Linked DNA regions of Homo sapiens: region 1 is linked to region 2. A link is a contact called in ENCODE Hi-C or POLR2A ChIA-PET data. All regions are on one chromosome and are shown on one strand. The core of a region is the stretch at or near the end of the contact, and the rest is flanking DNA. Distances in the headings are between cores, read along the strand shown. Region 1 overlaps WNK1 (WNK lysine deficient protein kinase 1). Region 2 overlaps NINJ2 (ninjurin 2).

Region 1 (2,700 bases), core at 114-2,613, 340 kb before region 2:
CGTGAGCCACCACGCCCGGCTTTTTTTTTTTTTTAAAGGAAGGGTCTCTTCTTTTTCTGTCACCCAGGCTGGATACAGCGGCACAATCACGTCTCACTGCAGCCTCCAACTCCTCCTGCCTCAGCCTCCCAAGTAGCTTGGGACTAGACGTATGCACTTCCACACCCAGTTAATTTTTTACTTTTTTATATAGACAGAATCTCCATATGTTGCTTAGTCATGAACTGCTGGGCTCAGGCAATCCTGCCATGTCAGCCTCCCAAAGTGCTGGGATTACAGGTGTGAGCCACCATGCTCAGCCTAGCCATTCTTTAAATAGAGAGAGGTAATAAGAGAAGTAGCATGCTGTGTTCAGAAAAGTTTTTCACCTGGACCCATAAACATGAATTTGCAAACATAAACTTGGGAGGGGTTAACCTCTCCCAATTTCCCATGAGTAAAGAACAAGATTATTCATGAGGAAAGGACTGTATGGTGTGCCTGAATCTTTCAACTTCAGGAAGACATGGTTTTCCTGAAGATGACCTCAGTTTCAATTGGCTCAAGGATTCCCACCGCTTCTCCCCACTCTTCCCAGAACAGCAAGCACTCCCATGTAGAAGCGACAAGAAAATGCAGCTGAGGCAGGGTGCAAAGGGGAGGAGGAAGCTTTGCGGTTATGATGAAGGAACTCTATTTCTGCGGTTTGATGAGAGAGGAGGGAGTCTATGCCTGCCTGATTTCGGCTCTGCTGGAGGGCACACTGAAGATTATTCCAAGAGGCACGTTTTGGGGAAGAGGGAAAGAAGAGTCATGGTCTTGTCTGTTTTCCTTACCCCCCACTGTCTTACCAGATCTCACGTGTTACAGAATAAATAAAAGCTCCTAAAGTAAGTTGTGAACCACTAGTCCTTAAGGTACCCAAGTAATGCGGGGGTAAGTAAGTGCATGCGTTATCCTGCTTTCAAGGTCAAAGCAGCACCAGATCACAGCAGCACACCTAACGCAATCCTGCCACTTCAAAGCCTGTTACTGACCATCGCTGGTCTCAAGTCAAGCTTATATCCTACCACCTGGGGAATGGCACACACAAGCAGGTCTGTGCTGCAGTAACAGCTAATTCTGAGGTGAAGCTGCAGTGAGGAAGGTCACATGCTTCTTACCGCTATGGCAAGACACGGAACTACTGCAGTGTGAGTGTCAGCTCATTTCTTGGTGTCTGCTGGAGCCACAAGGGGATTGCTATTGCACATACAGTGTGAAGGGAAGAGTAAGCTCCCTACAGTACAGGAAACGCGAGGGGAGAAGCATGAGAGCACAGAAAACAGCCTTCCATGAACAGCCAATGTGAGAGAGTGGTGAAGTGGGAAGCACAGGCAATGAGGATGGGCAGTCATGACAGTGAGTGACTCAATCTAGAAAGCAAGCATATCACATGCATGGGGATTGTCATCCTGTTTGAACAATTATTGCTTGGTGAGCTTGATGTGAGAGACAATCAAAACAAAAAACAGAAATAATCACAGGGGAGCAGAGCTGTCAAAAGCTAAATACAAGAAGCTCAGGAGGCGTGACCATTGCTTATCCACAGAGCTCATGCTGGGAGACACACCTCTCTAGTCTGTCGCCCCTGATGCTGCGAGGCCCCTTTAGAACGAAATTTCACTTTTCATTTTACCCTACATTACCTAATACAGGATTCTCTATGAGGAAAGAGAAACCATGAGGAAGAGTCAACCATACAGCTAAACCTTCACGTTCTGGCTTCTGTATACAGGCCTCCCATTAAAGAATGAAACAAACCTATCATTTTCTGACCAGAAATTAACTCCTAAGAAAAGGAGACTTGACTATAAAAGATGTAGAAAGGCCTTTGAGAGAATATGCTAACTTCTTAACCTTTTTTAGTTCTTCTGAAAAGCCCTAATAAGTAGTATAGACTTACCCCCAAGATTCATTTTTAAATTTCCTCCTGCCATTATAATACATTTCCCCTATTCCCACATCACCAGATCCTACTAACAATAACCTATTATGAACCATAACTTACAGCCCAACATCCCAAGTACAGAATTTCCCTGTTGACCCTACCTACAACACTGTAAGTGGCCTTCTCATTAAAGTATGAGAAGCCACAGTCTAAGAAGACAAACTCTAGAAAGTGGTGTTTTTCTCCTCGTCAATCTAGCACACATCTCCCACTTCAGTGTGAACGTGGGAGGGCATGGACTTTTGTATGCTTTCGTCACTGCTGAGTTTCCAGTTGGGGTAATAACACTGCCCGGCACATATTTGCTGACCAAAGGATCGCTCTCCCATAGGAACTAGGCATCCCTGACCTCCCTATATATACCCATGGCCATTACCAATCCATGTCTGTCACAAGCTAGGCTCACATGGGGTTATCACTGAGGGCACCGACTAGGAGATGATTTCTCAATTAAGCATGTTAAATATTTATTAGAATAGGATACAGAGATAGATGGAAGTTAGGAATCAGGGAGCTATGAGACTGCAGAGTTGAAAGAACTCATGGTTAACAGGCTTTGCAATCAAGGACCAAAAATAACAGAAAAGATAATTACTACAGAGCTGGTTGCAAGGACAGACTTTTTTCACCATCTTCCCTGAAGCACAAAGAGAGAAGCAATGTGTTAAAGATAAAGAAACATCAGTGTAAAATATTTAGAATCTCCAAACAGCACACAAACGCCCAGCAAG
Region 2 (2,700 bases), core at 26-2,525:
GGAGAACAGCCCTGTAATCTTGTTTCCAAGAAAGAGCAGAATGATCTGTTGGAGCTTATGGTCCCCACTGACCATAAAGTCGATAAACAATGAAAAACATGTTTACTTTTCTGTTAAAAAAGGCATTCCTTTCCTATCCAACCTAAGTCCTGTAAATAAACAAAAATATAGGCCAACAAGGATTAAGGGATAAAGGGCTGTCTGGCAGAACAATGAAGCAATCCTTGACTTCAAGGGATGGAATCGCACCAGCCTTAGGAGCTGGGACTTGGCAAGAGGCCTAGGTGACAGGGAAGTCTGAGCTGGAACGAGAGAGGAGGGCGCGGAAGAGGGAGGGTAATGACTGTGCCGGGCAGGCCCAGGAATGGGGCAAACCGCTGGGTCTGTGGTGTCCCCCACCCCCCTGCCTCATCCCATGCCAATCACCAAACCCACGTCTGCCAGGCAGGCCCAGGAATGGGGCAAACCGCTGGGTCTCTGGTGTCCCCCACCCCCCTGCCTCATCCCATGCCAATCATCAAACCCACGTCCTCTTGTTGCCCAGATGCCCAAGGGCGTCCAGATCAAACTCTGGATCTACTCCCACCTTCCCTGCACTGGCCGCGCTCCAGCTTCATGCCGCCCCAAACTCCCCGTCTGTCCAGGTGTCATTGGTTGGCCAGATTTTGATGGGCAGCCTTTCCCACAGGCAACCGCGCCTTGAACAGGGACTCTGGGAGCCCAAAGCTATGAGTCTTGGGTCAGTGTCCTGCCGCCCTTGAGTGGCAGGGGAGGGGCAAGTGGGGCGGGGCAGAATGAGACCTGAGGAAGATACCGAGAGCCAGCCTCATTGAGAGAGGGATCTCAGCCTGGGAAAATGGGAACCGCTTGGATTCTGTCCTTCCTTCTGTGAAGGAGCAAAGTGTCGTTCTGCTGTCCATGGCCTCTGCCCTCCAGAGATGGGATTTTCCTCCAGTTTTATAGATGTGGAAACTCAGCACCAAAGTTCCAAGCCCAGAGGCAGAGCTGGGCCCAGCAACCAGCAGTCCTAGCCCACCGGTCCCCTGCTCCTCGAGGATCAGCAGAAAAGGGGCGGGGAGTGGGCAGAGCCCTGTGCGCTTGTGGCGGGTGGAGGCCGCCAGCCCACCCGGACCAGCTCTGCAGGGAGGGCGCAGAGGCCAGGGCCAGGGCCAGGGGAGGGCGGCAAGCGAGAGCCAGCGGCGAAGAGTCCGGCGAAACGGGAATGACTCATGCTGGGTGGCTCTGCTCCCCAGTCCAGCCCACATTCCCGGGTCTCTGTTCCCGACCCGCCTGGGCCTGGCCTTAAAGGGCCAGCTCCTCTGAGCGGGAGCGGGGGCCACCCTGCTGCGCTCCCCACTCCTCTGTCACCCTGACCCCTGTGGAGTTGCTCCCAGTCCCTGGGCTGTGGGCGAAAAGGATGACCCCCTGCAGGATTTAGGACTTTATCTGATCCTCTCCTCCCGCTAGAAGGGAGGGCCCTCAGGTCATTCCATCCATCCCTCTGCCGCAGAGCAGGGCTGCACCTAAACTGGCCCACGAGGATTAGAAAAGCCCGGTCCCTGCTTTTAAAGATGCTGCAATGAGAGGACCCCTTTCCAGGCACCTTCGCCAGGGCCTCACTGCCGGCCCTTCTGCCCGCCGTCCCCTCGGCTGCAGGTTGTGCTGGAGGCCCCTCCCTTCTGGGTCCCCCCACCCCACGCTGGCTCCATTTCAGCTTCGGTTGATTCTCGAACTCTGGCTTGACGCACGCGTTTGGTGGGTTTTAGTTCGGCCCATCCAGACTTGCGGGCGAGGCTCCCGTCCTGGGCCTCGGAGGGGTCCAGGTTTCCCATTAATCCCGTCCTGCGCGTGGGTTCCTCGGGGTGGAAACGCCCCCCGGCAGCCGCGGCGCCCAAGTCACGTCTCTGGACCGCGCGCGCCACCGTGTGGACACTCTGGAGCAGGCGGGGACACCCTGATCCCGCCCAGCACCCGCAGTGAAAGGCAGGCCCGAGTCGGCCCCGCATTTAGCGAGGAAAGGATGAGGCGCACCCCCTAAGCACACTGCGAGCCTCACGTCCTCTGTGAAGCAATGGCTCTCAGATTAATGTAACAACAAAAGCCAACCAGCTCTGTTAAAACTTACAAATGGCAATACCTTCCATAGAGGTTGGGAAGACCTCCGTGCTGCCCGTGTACTCACCCCTGCCACCCCCTGCCACCCCTTCCCCCACTATTTGGTCAGTGCTCAACACATGCCACTAGAGGTTTGGGTTTAAGGTTTTGTCCACTGTTAACGATACATTTGGGGGGAAGGGGGTCTGTCTCCCTCTGAGCTAGACCAGGAAGGAGGAGAAAGGGCAAAGCTTGCTGCTACTGCACAAACTGGAGGATGGGGAAGAGACAGGAGGGGTGGCACAGCCATGGGGCAGGGAGGCCAGGGGGCACAGTTGAACCTGGGCAGAGACACTTTGAATTTGGGTGCAGGGGGTGAGACTCTCTTGCCTAATGAGTGCTCTTGGAGACCGAGGACAAACCTTCACCAAATGGGCTAAGACCACAGGTTGCAGCCTTGGGGCTGACGGCGACCATGGGCCTTTGTGAAGTGTTGGCCCTGGGATCCCTGGCCCTAACCAACCATGCCAGCTGGCCCTAGACAAGCCAGCCTTGCTTGAACTGGATTTCCAAAGGCCCTGAACGCCGTGTGTGGCCTCCCAAGTC

What was found. Hi-C counts contacts between places; a loop is a spot of excess contacts on that map. ChIA-PET counts read pairs that join two places held with the same protein, here RNA polymerase II (POLR2A). Pooled maps may share reads with other maps.
Region 1: a pooled map of gastrocnemius medialis shows a loop between it and region 2 (3-fold over the local background). The contact joins two enhancer-like sites. A Hi-C loop is called at or near these places in 4 of 168 maps with a recorded cell type or tissue (IMR-90, MCF 10A, esophagus squamous epithelium and 1 more) and 9 of 50 pooled maps. POLR2A ChIA-PET finds 5 or more read pairs at or near these places in 4 of 52 experiments (H1, MCF 10A, WTC11 and 1 more).

The regions. Positions count from the first base shown.
Region 1 is chr12:904,359-907,058 of GRCh38, reverse strand. The region is part of intron 26 of WNK1 (WNK lysine deficient protein kinase 1); the gene reads right to left. Among named protein-coding and RNA genes, the nearest start is that of RAD52, 44 kb to the left of the region's middle. RefSeq lists an enhancer at 1,296-1,395. Within about 2 kb of position 1,363, at least 3 of the 41 ENCODE cell types and tissues checked have a DNase peak (open chromatin) inside an H3K27ac peak, as active enhancers do.
Region 2 is chr12:569,151-571,850 of GRCh38, reverse strand. All of the region lies in intron 1 of NINJ2 (ninjurin 2), which reads left to right. Among named protein-coding and RNA genes, the nearest start is that of NINJ2-AS1, 60 kb to the left of the region's middle. Within about 2 kb of position 1,275, at least 31 of the 41 ENCODE cell types and tissues checked have a DNase peak (open chromatin) inside an H3K27ac peak, as active enhancers do.